Regions from separate parts of the Homo sapiens genome. Here region 1 is linked to region 2. Evidence: chromatin loops called from intact Hi-C (ENCODE). Cell type or tissue: B cell. All regions are shown on one strand. Each heading gives the region's core, and the rest is flanking DNA. Links, peaks and the distances in the headings are about the cores only. Region 1 overlaps CUEDC1 (CUE domain containing 1). Region 2 overlaps SRSF1 (serine and arginine rich splicing factor 1).

Region 1 (8,218 bases), core at 2,049-7,048, 82 kb before region 2:
GAGCCTTTTTCTTTCTTTCTTTTTTCAGAGACAGGGTCTCACTCTGTCACCTAGGCTGTATGTAGTGCAGTGGTGCGGTCATAGCTCATCGTAGCCTCAACCTCCTGGGCTCAAAAGCGATCCTCCCACCTCAGCCTCCAGAGTAGCTAGGCCTACAGGCTCATACCAGGACCAGCTGCTTACATTAAAACAAATTTTTGTAGAAACTGGGTGTCTCCGGGCACAGTGGCTCACACCTGTAATCCCAGCACTTTGGGAGGCCGAGGCGGGTGGATTACCTGAGGTCAGGGGTTCAAGACCAGCCTGGCCAACATGGTAAAACCCCGCCTCTACTAAAAATACAAAAAAATTAGCTGGGCGTGGTGGCAGGTGCCTGTAATCCCAACTACTTGGGAGGCTGAGGCAGGAGAATCGCTTGAATCCCAGAGGCGGAGGTTGCAGTGAGCCAAGATCACGCCATTGCACTCCAGCCTGGGCAACAAGAACAAGACTCCATCTCAAAAAAAAAAAAAGGAAAAGAAACTGGTCTCACTATGTTGCCCAGACTTATCTCCATCTCCTGGGTTCAAGCACTCCTGCCTCAGCCTCCCAAAGTGCTAGGATTACAGGCATGAACCACTGTGCCAGCCTCTGGGGTGCTTTTTAAAGAAAAAGGCCCATGTGTCTTTGTCAATTCTACTGAATCAGAATTTCCTGAGGTGCACCCAAACCCCATCCCCAAGATCCCAAGTAAGTCAAAGAGGAGTGCAGGGAGGAGCAGAGGCTGCAGGGGCTGTAAAGCAGGGACAGGGCCCAGGGACTCTAGGGAGGAGAGGTCAACATTGAGCAACCCCTCATTTCTGCCCCCCATCCCAGGGATTTCTAGCGAGGAAATATCATCCTTCTCGTCTGAACTGACCAGTCCTCCAGGGACCTGCTGATTCACACAATGCATGGCTGTGTCCTGGGCCACTCCTCCTTCTGGCCACCACTGGCCAGCACCCCACCCCAGCATACTTTCCTGACCCTGGGTTCTAACTCCTTGGCCCCAGAAGCCTCACCCTGGCCAACTGCAACTCTTTATTTCAAGGATTCAGGTTGTAGATCTCCTCCTCCAGAAAGTCTTCTCACATGCACTTCTTGGCTCACTCCCACGTGGCTTTGGCCTATTGAACCCTCTCTCTCCTCCACCATCAATGTGGCAGCACTAGTCACATGTTCTCACGATTGCCACTGTGCCCGTTGGTGGCCCCAACAGATGGTGCCCACCTGGAAGGCGGGATTTTTTGGATCTCATTCAGTTCTCGGTCCCTAACAACCTGCTCAGTGCCCAGCATAGAGCAGGCAAGGAATATGTCTATTTATGTTGATCAGAAGAAAGGGAGAGGAGGAGATTTTAAATCAAACAGTTATCCTAGGCACATTTTTCAAAACTGTAGGAAAACTATAGCAAATACTTGTATTAGCATGTCCTGTGTGCCAGAGAGAGAAGCCTGAGACACAGGGGGTAAATAAGTCCACAGGGTATCTCTGCTTCAAAGAGAAAAAGAGTTAAACCTTGGGGGGTCGGGAGGAGCTACCTCTGAAGTCCTTGCTCCCTGTGCCTTAGAGGTCACAGTGACTCCATAACTTCACCCTTTGGATAAAGCACAGGTTCAGGTTGCTGTGCACAGGGAGGAGCAATATATCTCGGCAGGAGGTCTCTCTCAATGAGGTACCAGGGATCCTGTTGCATCCATTTGGGAGGGTCTGGGAGTCAGCAGTCCCAACTGGGAGCTCCTGGAGCTCGATTTAGAAAAGGGACAGGGATAATGCTATCTGGGGCCTTGGCATGAAAGGGCTTTTCTTTCCCATGTCCAGACTCCCAGGGGAGAGAGAAGGGTTCCAAGTCTCCTAGCCTGATGGTTTGAGAGAAACAGAGGGATGTGGCCTGCACCTGCCCCACCTGGCCTCTCTGGGTCCAGGATCAGGCCAGGGAGGAGGAGGCCCACTAATCCTGGGTGCATTACTCAAGAGAGACTGTGAAGAAAAGCAGGAACTCTGAGTGGCATTAAAGTAGGCAGGAAATAAAATTTATTCAGAGTCAGCTAGTGTAATTGAAAATGAACCATATGCCAGGCACTTGGCAAGGTGCGTCCCCACAGTCTTGATTTAATTTTCACACCAACCCAATGAGGCAGCTACTATTCTCCTTGTTTTACCAACAGGAAACTCAGGCATTGTTCTGCTGGAAGGAGAGAAGGCCAGGAGGCAACCCTCAAAACCTGGGTGTGTTTGGCCAAGGCCAAGTAGAGATTTAAGGGTCTTCGAGTAAAGCATTCAGGATTCTTACTCTTCATTTGCTATCTTTCTTAAAGACAGAATAAAATAAAATGGGATTTAGGTTGGATTCCAAAAAAAACTTCCTGACTATAAAGAGGTATTAGAAAGTTCATTTCCTAGGACAGATCCCTGAAAGATGCAACCACATCAAATGCCCACTCTGCAGGCAGGAGACTGGACAATTTGACATTTACCACCACAGGCACGCTCAGAGGTCCCCTCAGGCAACTGGGCTCTAGCTCCCATCTCAAGTGAGGCTTGTGGACAATGCAAAATCTAAAGTCAAACACATCCTTTGCTAAATTTAACAAGCAGATAGGCATAGCGTTCAGATATTAAAATGAAGTCTTTTTTTAATGAATGGGCAGGGCTTGGAGTTTGCCAATGTCATCAATGAGGTTAATGTGGCTACGTTAAAGTTAGCACATGAGTTTTGGATGATGCAGTTTATCAAACCAGCAGGGACTGAGCAACAGCTCAGGCAGAAAGTTGGCGCCTGGCCTTAGGGAGCCCTGTCCGGCCTGGGTATCCTTGCCCACGTGCCACAGCTAAAATGCTGGTAGGACCTCGGGGACTTAAGGCAGGGTTGCTGCTACCCCCGGCTGTTTGGGCCAACACTTGAGCTCCGGCCTGGAACAGAAGGCTCCCTAATAGGTTGTTAAGAGCCTGGGAAGGCGGAACAAGCTGGGCGGGGAGGAGGGGGCCTCAGGGGGCTGTTATGATAAGCAAGAGCTCAGTCTAAAGACATGCTCCCAAGCTGAAGGTTTCATTTCCTGCCAGGCAACTCACCCGTTTGAATCAAACACAGAATTTAGTATTCACCATAGAACAATCATATGACAAAAACTTTGCAGAGTTTACCCAGATGTAGGTTTTCCTTAAGGTAAAAGAGGAGTCATATTACCGAAGCCTCATCTTCTCACGAGTTCAAAACCTCTCCAACCTCTCAGGAGAAACCAAGGGCCGGAAAGGTTAAAGGCCTCACCCTCAAGGTCCCACCAAAGAATCGAAGCTGGTGCCAGCTCTCCGACTCCTACCCAGCAACCCGCCCCAGGTGGCCAGCAGCTGCCTCTGAGAATGCAGAAGGCCGAGGGGGGCTGAGAGTGTTTCTAAATCACAGCACACTTGCTCCATCCCGATGGCCTTGTGATGCCTGAGGCATGAGGGCAGGCCAGGACAGGAGCCATGCAGCGGGGTCTCCCACCCCAGGCCCTCCAGGCCCCCAAAAGGCTTCCTGTCAGGCCCTGCACTGCCCCCTCCTCCCACTTTGATCCCAGAGAGGGGAGGGGGTGGAGAGTCCAGAGAAGTCCCCACTTGGCATCGATTTGCCCAAAGCAAAGGCAACACAAAGGCTGCACCTGTTTCCATGGAGATGCGACGGGGAAGCAAAGGAACAAAACAGGGAGAAACACAAACCCGTCACCACCTCCCAGGCCAGTGTGATCGATGCTGGCAGACCAGAGCCCTGACAGGAAGACAGCGGAAGGATGAAAGGTAATCAGTGGATCTAGAAGCCACACTGGGAGCCCTTTCAGGCCACAGAGAGGAGGCCAGCAGCCTCGCCCACCCCCAGGCTCACAAACTCGCCTGGGCCCCGCTCTCGAGAACCAGTCCAAGCAAAAACTCCCAGACGGAAATCCACAGTGAGCACTTACTTTACAAAAGGATTCCTTGCTTGACTAAGGGATTCCTTCAAGCAGCAAAATCCCACCTGGAGTGCACTGTCTGTTTTATTTCATTATTCACTTCTCTGAGCAGGAGGAGGAGGGGGTCAAGGGAGTAACTTCCAGGGGAAAGTTTGTGAGAAGAGATGAGGGGATGGAGGGGTGGGGACTGGACTCTGTTCATAAAACATCTCCTAGGAGAGGCCCACAAGAAAATGGAGACGTGGTGACTTTAGAAGAGAAAGGTGAGCAGGCTAAGCGCCTGAGGCCCATCCAATAGGGAGGACATGGGAACCTGAACAGTGGAGAAGAATGGGCGGCAACAGGTGTCCCACTAGGTCCCTGAGGTTGCCACAGGTCCCATCAGGGCACACAGGTGCTCTCAAAACCACTGGGCTATGGGGAAATGTGGGGGCAGCCTCATCTCCCCCAGGGCAACAAGGCCAGTGGCTTGATGCCTCCCCGGGTGAATGTTGGAGGAAGATGACAACAAGAGGCCCAGCAGATGGCAGCGGCTCAGAGGCTGTCATAAGGGCCTCTTGACTGGCACTCATTGTTCATCAGGTGACACATACTAAGTGCCACTTAGCACATGTGGTCATCCTGGGACGAAGGGGCAAGGCCATGCACCAACACAATCCTGCCCTTGGAGAGTCTCAACCAGGCCTTCACTCCACGGAGTCTCTTCCTGACTATAATTCTTACAGGGAACAAAAACCAAGGATAACAATAATACTTACTGAGCATGCCATGTGGGCCTGACACTAACACTTGTCTCATTGATCCTCTCAACCATCCCATGAGAGAGAGGCCTTTCTTCTCCCCATTGACTGATGTGGAGACAGGCACAGAGAGGTAAATAACTCACCCAAGGTCACACAGCGAGTAAGTGGCAAAGCTAGGATTCAAAAATAGGTCTGCCCAACTTCAGAGCCTGTGAACAGCAGGCTCAACACCTGCCACATCAGCCTCATTTAACAGGCAGAGACACTGAGGCTGAGAGAATGCAGGTGACGTGCACTGAGGCAGGGGCAGAGGCTGAACTCTGAAGACTACTCCTCCTGACCCACCCCAAGGCTTTTTTGCCTTGTGATGCCTCCACTAGGAATGCCAGCTGGCTTTTTTGGTGGGGTACATGGACTGCTCTGTGTAGTCACTCTCCTGTTCTGGACCTCAGTTTACCCCCTCAACAAGGTGGCATCGTTAGAGTGTGAGCCCCTGCTGTCTCACTGAGAGGAGCTGAGAAGAAACATGGGGCGTGCATTCAAGGTGTTACCAGGGAGCTGGTGGGAGAAGCAGTCTCAGTCTCAAAGATCCACAAGCTCTGTAATGTCCACAGAGCAAAATCCTAGGTAGGATATCCAGGCTGCTACTCAACAGTCTTCCCACCAGAGTACATGTGCAAAACCCTCAGGGAACCTGGGGACTTCCCAGAAGTATTCAGACATGGATGGCTTCCAGGGAATCAACTTCTGAAAGCTCCACTTCCTGTGCTTCTTCCTAAAACTGATCAGCCGGGAACCCTCTGGGTCTGCCAGTTCTCCCCTCACCAAGGCCCTCCTAAACACTTCCCAAAAGAAAGGCCTACCCCCAGTCATCCCAACCTCACCCTGGTATCCCGCCCTGGGTTATAAAAGCCACCAAAGAGACAACGGAAGAATGCAGCCCTCATGGGAGGAGTTCCAGCAGGACAAAGAACTTCCTTAAGATGTTGAGAAGGGGGCCTTATCTATCTTACCTACCCATCTGTTTATTTTAGGATTAGAATTAGGAAGCTGACACAGGGACACCTGTTTAACCTGTTTAATAAATATTTGAATTAAAAAGAGGAGTCAGAGTTTTTCCGACACAAAGTATGATTTGGCTGGCTGGTCTAACCACAAGATCCAGCCTGGCCAATTAGGAATTATGGTGGATGTTTTCCACAACTGCCTGGGCTGGGTTTGCTGTTCTAAGGCTTTGACAAAAATAAATTTGAAGCAAGTAGATGGCATACAATAGGCCTGGAAATACATTCCACTTAAAGTTATGATAAAACATTTTATATGTCAATTTTTATTTTTATTTTTATTTTTCTGAGATGGAGTCTCACTCTGTCACCCAGGCTGGAGTGCAGTGGCATGATCTTGGCTCAGTGCAGCCTCCACCTCCCGGGATGAAGCGATGCTTCTGCCTCAGCCTCCCCAGTAGCTGGGATTACAGGCGCCTGCCACCACGCCCAGCTAATTTTTGTATTATAGTAGAGACAGGGTTTCTCCATGTGGGCCAGGCTGGTCTCGAACTCCTGACTCCAAGTGATCCTCCTGCCCTGGCCTCCCAAACTGCTGAGATTACAGGTGTGAGCCCCTGCACCCGGGAATATATGTCAATTTTTATGTTTTCTTAATTAATTTTTCTTTTGTGAGACGGAGTTCTGCTCTTGTCATCCAGGCTGGAGTACAATGGCGCGATCTCGGCTCACTGCAACCTCCGCCTCCCGGGTTCGAGCAATTCTCCTGCCTCAGCCTCCCAAGTAGCTGGGATTACAGGCAGGCACCACCATGCCTGGCTAATTTTTGTATTTTTAGTAGAGACAGGGATTCACCAAGTTGGCCAAGCTGGTCTTGAACTCCTGACTTCAAGTGATCTTCCCTCCCTGGCCTCCCAAAGTGCTGGGATTACAGGCGTGTGCCCGGCGATATATGTCAATTTTTTAATATATGAGGGGATACACAGTTGTTCAAAATTCTTTTGAGGTGTACAAGTGAAAGAAGTTTGAAGCCTGTTGCTTTCCTTCCCTGGAGCCATGATCAAAGGCTTAAGCTCCCACACCGACAAACCCACTAAGCCATGCACATAGTAAGTTTTCAAGACAAGGCAGCTGCAATGTATACAACAAGCACTAGACCTGAAACCTGGGTGTAACTTTATTTCTGCTACTTCTTAGCTGTGTGGCTCAGAAGGTTAAGCCACCCAGCCTCCTTGAGCCTCAGTTTCTCCCTAAGTACATGGAGATAATACCATACAAGATATATTCAAAATCCTGATGACGAGGAGGACATTAAATGAACAAGGTAAAAGTGCCTCAGCACAAACAGCCCCCAGTAATAGCCAACCAGCAAGCGTTTTCTGTTTGGCTTGGACAAATTGATGGTATTTGTCTCTAGACAATATTAATAACTAACATTTATCGAGCGCTCACTATGTGCCAGGCACTGGACTAAGTGCTTCACAGGCCCCGGCTCATTTTGTTTTCACAACAACGCTGCAGGAAAGATGCCATTCTTATTCCTGATCCACAGGCATGGAAAGCTTAAAGACTTGCTCAACTCACTCAGCTAGCAATTAAGGGCCCAGTAGGTCTTTTTGATTCCAGTGACTGTGCTCTAAAAACCCTCCCTACTCAAAGTGCAGCCTGAGACCAGCAGCATCAACAGAGACTGGTACCTTATTAGCAACGCAGGATCCCAGGAGCTACTCCAAACAAACTGAATCAGTATCTGCATTTTAGCAAAATCTATGAGGGATTCATATGCACATCCAAGTTTGAGAATCACTGCTTTAAACCTCTAGTCTGGCTAATTTTACCATCCTGGTTTTATCTTGCTGAAGGTAATATTACTATGTTTGCTTTCTCCATGCACACACACACACACAGCTGTCAATTAAAGCAAGCAAGATGGTTAGGGATTATAATAATCCATCAGCAACACATGCAAAATGCATTTTTAGAAAAGGGCTAGGAGGATCCACATCAAACTGTCATCAGTGGTCACCTCTGAGAAATGGGATGGGATTGGGGGGTTGTTAGGAGGAGCCAAAGAAGGCTTTTTATTATCTGAATTTTCTTTTTCTTTTCTTTTTTTTTTTTTTTTTGAGATGGAGTCTTGCTCTGTTGCCCAGGCTGGAGTGTAGTGGTGCAATCTCGGCTCACTGCAAACTCCACCTCCTGGGTTTGAGTGATTCTCCTGCCTTAGCCTCCCTTAGTAGCTGGGACTATAGGCTCCCACCACCACCATGCCGAGTAAATTTTTGTATTTTTATTAGAGAACAGGGTTTCGCCATGTTGGCCAGGCCAGTCTTGAACTCCTGACCTCAGGTGATCTGCCCGCTTCATCCTCCCAAAGTGTTGGGATTACAGGTGTGAGCCACCATGCCCAGCTGAAATGTTTAATAAACAGAGTATAGTTGTATATAGGTTATACAATTTAAAAGGAAAGTATGTTTTAAAACACATGTACAGATCACTGGGAATTAGTTGTACTTTATGAGCT
Region 2 (8,218 bases), core at 1,492-6,491:
ATGCAAACATTTTTATTGGAAACTGGAAGTTACCACACATTGGCTTTTAAAACTTAAAATTCCTAGAGTGGTTCATTTTTGTGGATCTGTTACTAATACAAATTTAAGTGTATACTCAGCTATCAACACAAATGCAGATGTTTTAAACATTTACCCTTTCACAGGTTCTTTTCTATGATTTTTTTGTGGGGCTGCTGTGTAGTTATTGAGTGGCTAGCCAGGCCCCAGCCACTGTGTGACCAGCTGTCCTCCTGTGGGGCCAGCCTCAATAGTAGGGGTCAAAAGAGGGCCAGGGCTTCTCTGAGAGAGCTGGCTGTGCACTGCACACTGGAAAGCCAAGGAGCTAGGCATCCCTCTTTCTTGCTGCCAGGCTCTGGAACATGGCCACTGTGACTAGATGTAGTCCTACTCTAGAACAACCCTCAGCACACAGGGTAAGAACATGGATCAAAGACAGCACCATGGGACACCCTGCTGGCATCTGGTAGATATTACAGGTGTTTCTCACTTGGGTCAGACTTTTCTCCCCGAGGCCTCCCAACTGGAAAAAGCAGGCTGGCTTTAAAAAGCAACGTGATAGTAAAACAAGAATTTCTCACCACAAGATCTGGATTCAAGTTCTGGGCCTGCCCCTTTAACATCTCTGGGCCTATTTCTTCAAACTGCAAAATGAAACTAAATACTACGTGAGAATTAAAATGAGCCACAGTATCAGGACTGGGCGCAGTGGCTCATATCTGTAATCCCAGCACTTTAGGAAGCCAAGGTGGGAGGCCTGCTTAAGCCCAGGAGTTCAAAAAGTCTGAGAAACAGAGCAAGACCCTGTCTCTACAAAAAATATAAAAAAGGTAGCAAGGGTATAAACCTTTGAGGTTACTATTCTAAGAATATGCATGATCTGACTAAAGAACACAGTGTCTCAGATTTAAGCTATGTGGCACACCTGCCTAAGATTTCAATAATGTATTTATTCACAAACATTTATTAAGGTGCAGGTACTAGCATTCTGGACATCTTAGAAGAAATGTCAAAAAGTTTAAAACATAAGACTTTGGGGAGCCGGGCGCGGTGGCTTATGCCTGTAATCCCAGCACTTTGGGAGGCCGAAGCGGGCAGATCACGAGGTCAGGAGTTTGAGACCAGCCTGGCCAACATAGTGAAACCCTGTCTCTACTAAAAATACAAAAAATTAGCTAGGTGTGGTGGCAGGTGCCTGTAATCCCTGCTACTTGGGAGGCTGAGGCAGGAGAATCGCTTGAACCCAGGAGGTGGAGGTTGCAGTGAGCCGAGACTGCGCCACTGCACTCCAGCCCAGGTGACAGTGCAAGACACTGTCTTAAAAAAAAAAAAAAAAAAAACAGCCTTTGCTCTCAGTTTACTATGTAGCTGAAGAAAACAAAGCATACACATTAAACTAGAGAACAGCTTAAGGGCAACATGTCCACCTGCACATATAGCACTTTTTAAAACATGAAGAAAAGCAAATAAGAAACAACGCAATTAGTTCAAGAATGCTTCAGTCATTAGGTGTGATCATGAAGGGGTGAGATTTTTAATGGCAAAAGGAATGGGGCTGCTTATGGGATTTATGATGTGGGGTGTTAAAATGTATGGATGCTGGGTCTCTTGGTTTTGAGAGAATTGTTTAAGCTAGCTGATCCTATAAACCTAAAGACCAGGGTCAGGGTCCTAAAGTTAATGCTTAAGACTCCCAACCCAAGGAATAATATACATGCTATCTAGTCTCTTCACAATACATCGTTATGTATTAATCTCTTTATGAATAGTTACCAACAACAAAAAAACAACCAAAATGATTCCATCCCAAAGAGAAATATGCAGGAATTCTCATTGAGGCAATACCACTAAATTCTGAGGCAACTTAAAGCTTCCTCTGTAAGAAGCTTAAAAGAGAATGACTGAAAAAGGATACCTAGGAGGCAACTATTTAGTCTTTTTGGAGACAATGTCATCAATTCTTGGTGATCTGTACTGAAAGTGTGCACAGCTTACATCAAAACCACTTACTTTGGTCTTACAATTGGTCTTACTTTGCAAGACCAATTCTGGGAGCAACATTTACTTATCCAATTATACTTGGACTTAGGCTAGCATTTAGATTAATTCAAATTTTCTGGCTTCACATCTGAGGAGTTATTAGTATTAAAATACCTTCTCCAATAATCCACCCAGTTAACGAATAGCTTGTGAAACAGACTTCTACAGTGCTTTGCTTTTAGGGAATACTAAATTCTTCCCATCTCGCCCATCAATATTAAAACTGTCAGCACTGCATTTAGCTCATTGGGAAATATAAATATATTCAGTTCCTGGGTCTGTAGAGTTAAAAAATACATGTATTTACCAAATCAACCAGGGTAGGGGAAGATGTGATTGAGAACAGGATAAATTGGAAAGGTAGAATATAACCCATTGTTAACTCATATTAAGGGAGTGACATGTTTTAAGGATCTGGAGTCACTGAAACCAGCTTTAACACTTCAGTAATATGAATTTGGGTACAGACAAAAATGCTGATATGGCAACTGGAGATGGGAAGACAAATCCAAACAGCATCTTGAAGAACTCTATTTGGCAAGTAAACACATCTCTAGGTTAATCTAAATCATAGATGCGGTGGCACCCTGAAGACACAGAACTTGACTATCACCTTGCTGCAAATTTACTATTTTTAGAGTACAAAGGAGCCATTTGAGTTTTCTTTGGAATGTGCTTGTTACACTGCGAACCAACATTTTACATTTCTAGCCTTAAGTTGTGGATGTCAGCCAGGTGCGCTGGCTCACACCTGTATTCCCAGCACTTTGGGAGGCCGAGGCGGGCGGATCACTTGAGATCAGAAGTTCAGAGACCAGCTGAGCCAACATAGTGAAACCCTGTCTCTATGAAAAATACAAAAATTAGCCAGGTGTGGTGATGGGCACCTGTAATACCAGCTACTTGGGAGGCAGGAGAATCGCTTGAACCCGGGAGGCGGAGGTTGCAGTGAGCCGAGATTGTGCCACTACACTCCAGCCTGGGTGACAGAGTGAGACCCTGTGTCAAAAACAAAGACAAAAAAAATGTGAATGTCACTCTTGGTGTTATTTTATAGTTCAAATTTCTACCACCGTTAAGGGTAGAAGACATTCACCCAGCACTTCCCAGTCCTATCTAAAGGTTATACCTTCCCTTTTGCTTGACTGATCCTATAATCTTATGTATTAAGCCTTAATAATTGTTGAAAGCTTATCCCAAAATGACATATAAAGACTCCTCCTCTAATACACAGCACCTGAGGGAACAATTCTACCATGGTTTTTCTTAGCACTTTACAATCTCCAGGTTTAGCACTTTTCTTTCTACAAGGAGAATTCTGAATTTTCATTTGCCTAATTTGTGGCTTCAGAGTGCATCTTCAAAAGTTATTTAAAAATTATCAAAGGGACACCAGAGCTAACATTTACAGGATTAAAGACAGGCTTCAATCTAGTTAGTGCCCTTTCAGCTGTCAATCCAATTTGCAGCAAGACTACTAGTTAACAGTAACTACCTTCTGTAGCTTTCCTTGCTACTTAGTGTTACCTTAGCAGGCAGGGAAATCTCTACTGTGTAAACTTGATTACTTTTCCCCCCACAAGAAGTCCACTTTGTCCACTTTTAGTGCTTTATTCTTTGAAACAGACTGATTTTCTAAAATTAACATTTTAAGGCCAGTTGTCCCACACCTGTCTTCTGGATGACTAAATCCCATCATATGGGCCTAAAAGGTTTAGTATTCTCAATGACAATTTATACTGTAAACAGGAGACAAGTTTGTGTCCTTTCCATTTTTTATAAAAGAAACCTGGGGAGAAAGCGGTGATGGGAATGACAGATACTAAAAGTGTTAAATTTTCAGTAATTTTCAGCTGTTAATATGGCATTAACTACTGTGTCTACTGACTTTTTGATCACAAGACAACCTGCTACTTAAGTGAGGCCTAGAAAATAGAAAACAGCTAAGCTGACACATAAGTAGGATTTTAAGACAAACTTTAAGAACCTCTTAGTAATACTGAGAAGATCATCACACCTGAAACTGTCACTCCATAAAAGCAAACTGCAGGTCTCTAAAAGCATATTCATTTCTTCTAGTTCATAACCAAATTGTTATGTCTAGTTTTCCCCAGCACACCTAACTCCTGTTCCCAATTCTCACATTCATGGCCTTATTATTCCATACCTGATGTACAAGGTAGGCAGAAAAACAAGCAGACTTATGTCTTCAGTATTTTCTTAGTCCCAGAACCTAGATTTGTTACAAAATGAGTGCCTGTAAGGTAAACTCTGAAAACCTAAATGGATGCAAAAGCTGAAAAGGGGAAGAATTTTACACAAAAGATGGGAAGACAAAGGTAAAGTTGCAAGAAAACTTACCCAAACCATCTAACTTTAGAGCTGATACAGAGGATCAAGGTAGTTAGCTGGTCTCTACTTTGTTCTATGTATCTATAATGGGGATTATTTCCTGCTTAATTTTGTGTTATAGCTCCCTCTAGTGGCTAAGTGATTTTCCCTAGCACTTACCAATGGAGAGCAGTACAGCATGTTGTAAAAAAACCAAACAAACAAACAAAAAAAATTAAGACCTATTTCTACAAGTTGTTTTTGTTCAAAGTGCATTTGGTGGAGATGAGTATAGCATCCTAGAGAAGCTGTTTCCACTATCTTCATGTCCACAGTTCTACCAATAGTTGGCACTTATAAGTTGTCTGGTAACAGAAGTCTGATGCTTTTTAACCCGATGCTTGAGTATCAAGCTGAACTAAGTGTTGTTTTGCTTACCTAAACAGTAAACTTCTTATGAAAAGTCATGAATGACTTTTCACCCCCTGAAATCCCAGCCTAGCACCTATTAAAATGTTGTAAATTACAAATGTTATATTTGCCTAAATTAACTTCTATATGACAGAGTCATTTATTCAATTTTTATTCTGTGCATTAATGAAGCACGGAGTGATTTTTATAATAATTAAAAAATCCTTCCTTTAATCACTACAAGCTCACAAGAACCCTCAGGGTTGTTAGGCATTAGCTTTCAAAGCTACCAAGAAGCACCGTGAAGGTCTCAATAACAGGAATAAGTACTGGTTTAAGTATACTATAATCTCTTGGGGTTTGTTTAAAGCAAGTTACTTTTGGCAGCATTACTATTCATTCAATAGACAATCACGATAGACATAATGAACAGATGTTTCCTGATAATCTCTTTACTTCATGCCAATCCCAGCTTTTCCTATAGGATCTAATTGGTCAATGTTCCTTTAAGTACTGATACAGAAACAATAACTCAAAAGAATGTTGTATTGTACACTCTAGGATGCCTGAGTATTTGCTTCAATGGGATATAATTGTTGAGTCCACTATTACAACAGAATGTAAAGAAATGTGGGCCATACCTTTTTTTCTTGTGGCTGCTTCAGCCTAAAAAGATGGGGGAACTTAAAATTCAATCAACAAAGGATTCACAATAACAGGTTTTTCAGTCAAGACACCCCAGTTACAGACAAAAGCATTAGGCCTGTGTATGCTAGTACAGTTCCTACAATCCCTTATATGAACTCTTTGGAGACAGACATATCTGGGATTCAGAGCTGTATGCACTTTATGAGGTACATATATACCCTGTATTACATAAAACCCTCAGCAAAGTCTGTGGCAACTGTGCAATGAATAATGAAGTTCAACAGGAAACAGTTTAGTCACACTAAGTGCAAAATGAAGGCAGCAATTCTGGTCAGGGTTCACATTTAATTAGCTCAACAACAGAAAATCTTTTGTTTTCGTAGTTTTTGGATTTCAAAAAATGGATAAGAGACTGTAATCTGTTTTCTGCGTTTGCAGTCTTCATACTGTGATGGAAATAATGGTTATGTTACAACAGAACTTCAGTCTAACAGTTTCTCATCTTTTAATACTATTTATGGTAAATACATATATATAACTTACTTGCAATTTAAATTACAAAATTCATATACAAAGTAAGCAAAAAGGCACACATAAGAAATCCACCTTGACCACAGAAATGTGAAAACACCAGCCCTAATGACCAAGACAATGTTTCAAAGACAACAAACACCAAGAAAAGTTGAGATTCTACAATAAATCATATTAAACGCAAGCACTATGATGCACAGACGTGAGCACTGAATATTTACTAAAGCATAAAACTTAGGAAAAATCATTTTACGGGGAATCTATTCATATTCCAAACAGCATTTTAAAAAACATTAAACTTAGCTTAGTTTTAAAAACAAAATTCAGACCCAAACAATCAAGAACCAGAAAATGGGTTTCTTACCTTTTGTTTCCAGTAGGATGTGGGCTGAACAGCAAGGTGGGTTATTCAATCTGATGTTATGAAAAGTAATTGCTTCTTAAAGAGACTTAAGTTTTTCCTTGGTTAGAAAATAATTATAGGCTCCCTAAAATATTCTAAGGGGACATAAATAGGGAGAAGAGGGGGAAATTCCAAGACAGCTTTTGTAGTTTCAAAAGGGTGTAACTTTCTTCTAATAATTGCCAATACGGATAGAGACCTAAAGGTCCATTTTCTGAGACTATAAATAGGAGCAGTCCATACTTCCCATCACAGCTTTTAGCTGTCTGGTCATCTTAACTACAAAACCTATGCCCCTTTACCTAAGTAAACATTAGATCCTCTCTAATCTTCAAATTCAGCCTGTATAACAAGGAATACTGTCTCATTTCAATGTGAGGTTAGAATTACTATAACTTTTAGTAGAGCACATCTTTCAACTTTAAACACTCAAACTTGAGTGAAGGCCATTTACATTTTTTGGTCATTTCCAAAACATTCAATGAACACAAATGAACCAAAGTTTACTTAAGTCTAGCTCACATTAACCTTCCAAAATTATCATTAATCATTTATTTTCCCTTTAATAATCTGATGAATTTTTAAAATGTTCTACACATAAAACTTCTTAGAATTTCAAGAATGTCATGTAAAATTATTCAAATTTTTAAACAGTAAATCTGCCTTTTGGCCATTACATTGAATTCTTAGATAAAAAGAGCTACATCCTTAAACTTACACTAAGTACTTAGTGAAATTCTGCATTCAACTTAACATCCCCTCTTCCCAACATTCCACAACGTTCATTAAAATCTACCGATTGGGGTGACCTTACACATTTCTTCCACTACCAAGATTTCTGGTTTTCCTTAGGTTTTTAATTGTCACCCAAATAATCACCTTAAATTCAACTTCCAACTATGATTAGCACCCAAGGGAAATGTTAAAGTCTATTTATTTTAGGTCCCCTCCCCCAACCTAAATAGTACCAAGGGGCTGTCAGTAGACAAATACAAGAAGTAGCAGGCTAAAAGTTTTTAACTGCTTTGGTAGAGAACACCAAAGTTTTTGGTACAAAATAATCTTATGGTTGGAGAAGGGCTTATAAGGCAAAATTCTAAATGCCCAGCTTTTTATTAACAATGATTCATCCAAAGAAGCAGTTAATCTTGTGCACTCTTCCCTTTCAAAAAAGAAATGAGACTTGGGTTAAAAGTTCTACAGGCTGAGCATGGTGGCTCACACCTGTAATCCTAACACTTTGGGAGGCCAAGGCAGGCAGATCACTTGAGGCCAGGAGTTTTGGGACCAGCCTGGGTAACACAGAGAAACCACATCTCTACTAAAAATACAAAATTAGCCGGGCAAGGGTGGCACACACTTGTAGTCTCAGCTACTTGGGAGACTGAGGCACGAGAATCACTCAAATCCAGGGGTGGAGGTTGCAGTGAGCCTAGATCACACCACTGCCCTCCAGTCTGGAGAACAGAGCGAGACTCTGTCTCAAAAACAAAAAACAGTTCTAATACATCTGTGCTGATGTTAACATTTAATACTTACCTTTTTTTGAGATGAGTTTCATTGAGAATATCAAAAGCTATCTCCAAGTGAACATTAGTAGCCATCAACCAATTTTGCACAAAAGCCTATGTTGTCTATGACCACCAGAAAATAAGCAGCATCTATAGTTTTTTAACCACTTTATAACAAAGTAGAGAAGCTTATCTTTCAGATGCTAGATCCATCCCCCACCGTCATTTACCAAGTTACATACACAAATGCCTTATTCTCCCCTTTTGCTTTCCCCTGAAGACTTTTACAATTAACAATAAAAGATGGCTAATACCATTAGATTGC

Evidence for each region. Peaks named below come from ENCODE experiments on the same cell type or tissue, not always from the same donor. Only the 100,000 strongest peaks of a DNase experiment are listed, where the experiment ranks them.
Region 1: it touches region 2 in a loop (19-fold over the local background); 15 of 110 quality-filtered maps call a loop at or near these places.

Annotation. Positions count from the first base shown.
Region 1 is chr17:57,912,830-57,921,047 of GRCh38, forward strand. The region is part of intron 1 of CUEDC1 (CUE domain containing 1); the gene reads right to left. CUEDC1-AS1 (CUEDC1 antisense RNA 1) reads left to right here. Exons shown (of 2, transcript XR_001752948.2): 2 at 2,187-3,487. Among named protein-coding and RNA genes, the nearest start is that of CUEDC1-AS1, 4.8 kb to the left of the region's middle. RefSeq lists an enhancer at 989-1,489. In B cell, for the core only: a CTCF peak has its summit at 4,474 (motif pointing right); a DNase peak (open chromatin) is centred at 4,482; H3K27me3 peaks cover 288 bases.
Region 2 is chr17:57,995,146-58,003,363 of GRCh38, forward strand. It overlaps SRSF1 (serine and arginine rich splicing factor 1), which reads right to left. Exons shown (of 4, transcript NM_006924.5): 4 at 5,774-8,218. Among named protein-coding and RNA genes, the nearest start is that of SRSF1, 8.0 kb to the right of the region's middle. RefSeq lists an enhancer at 530-579. In B cell, for the core only: CTCF peaks have their summits at 4,572 (motif pointing left) and 4,774; a DNase peak (open chromatin) is centred at 4,536; H3K27ac peaks cover 958 bases.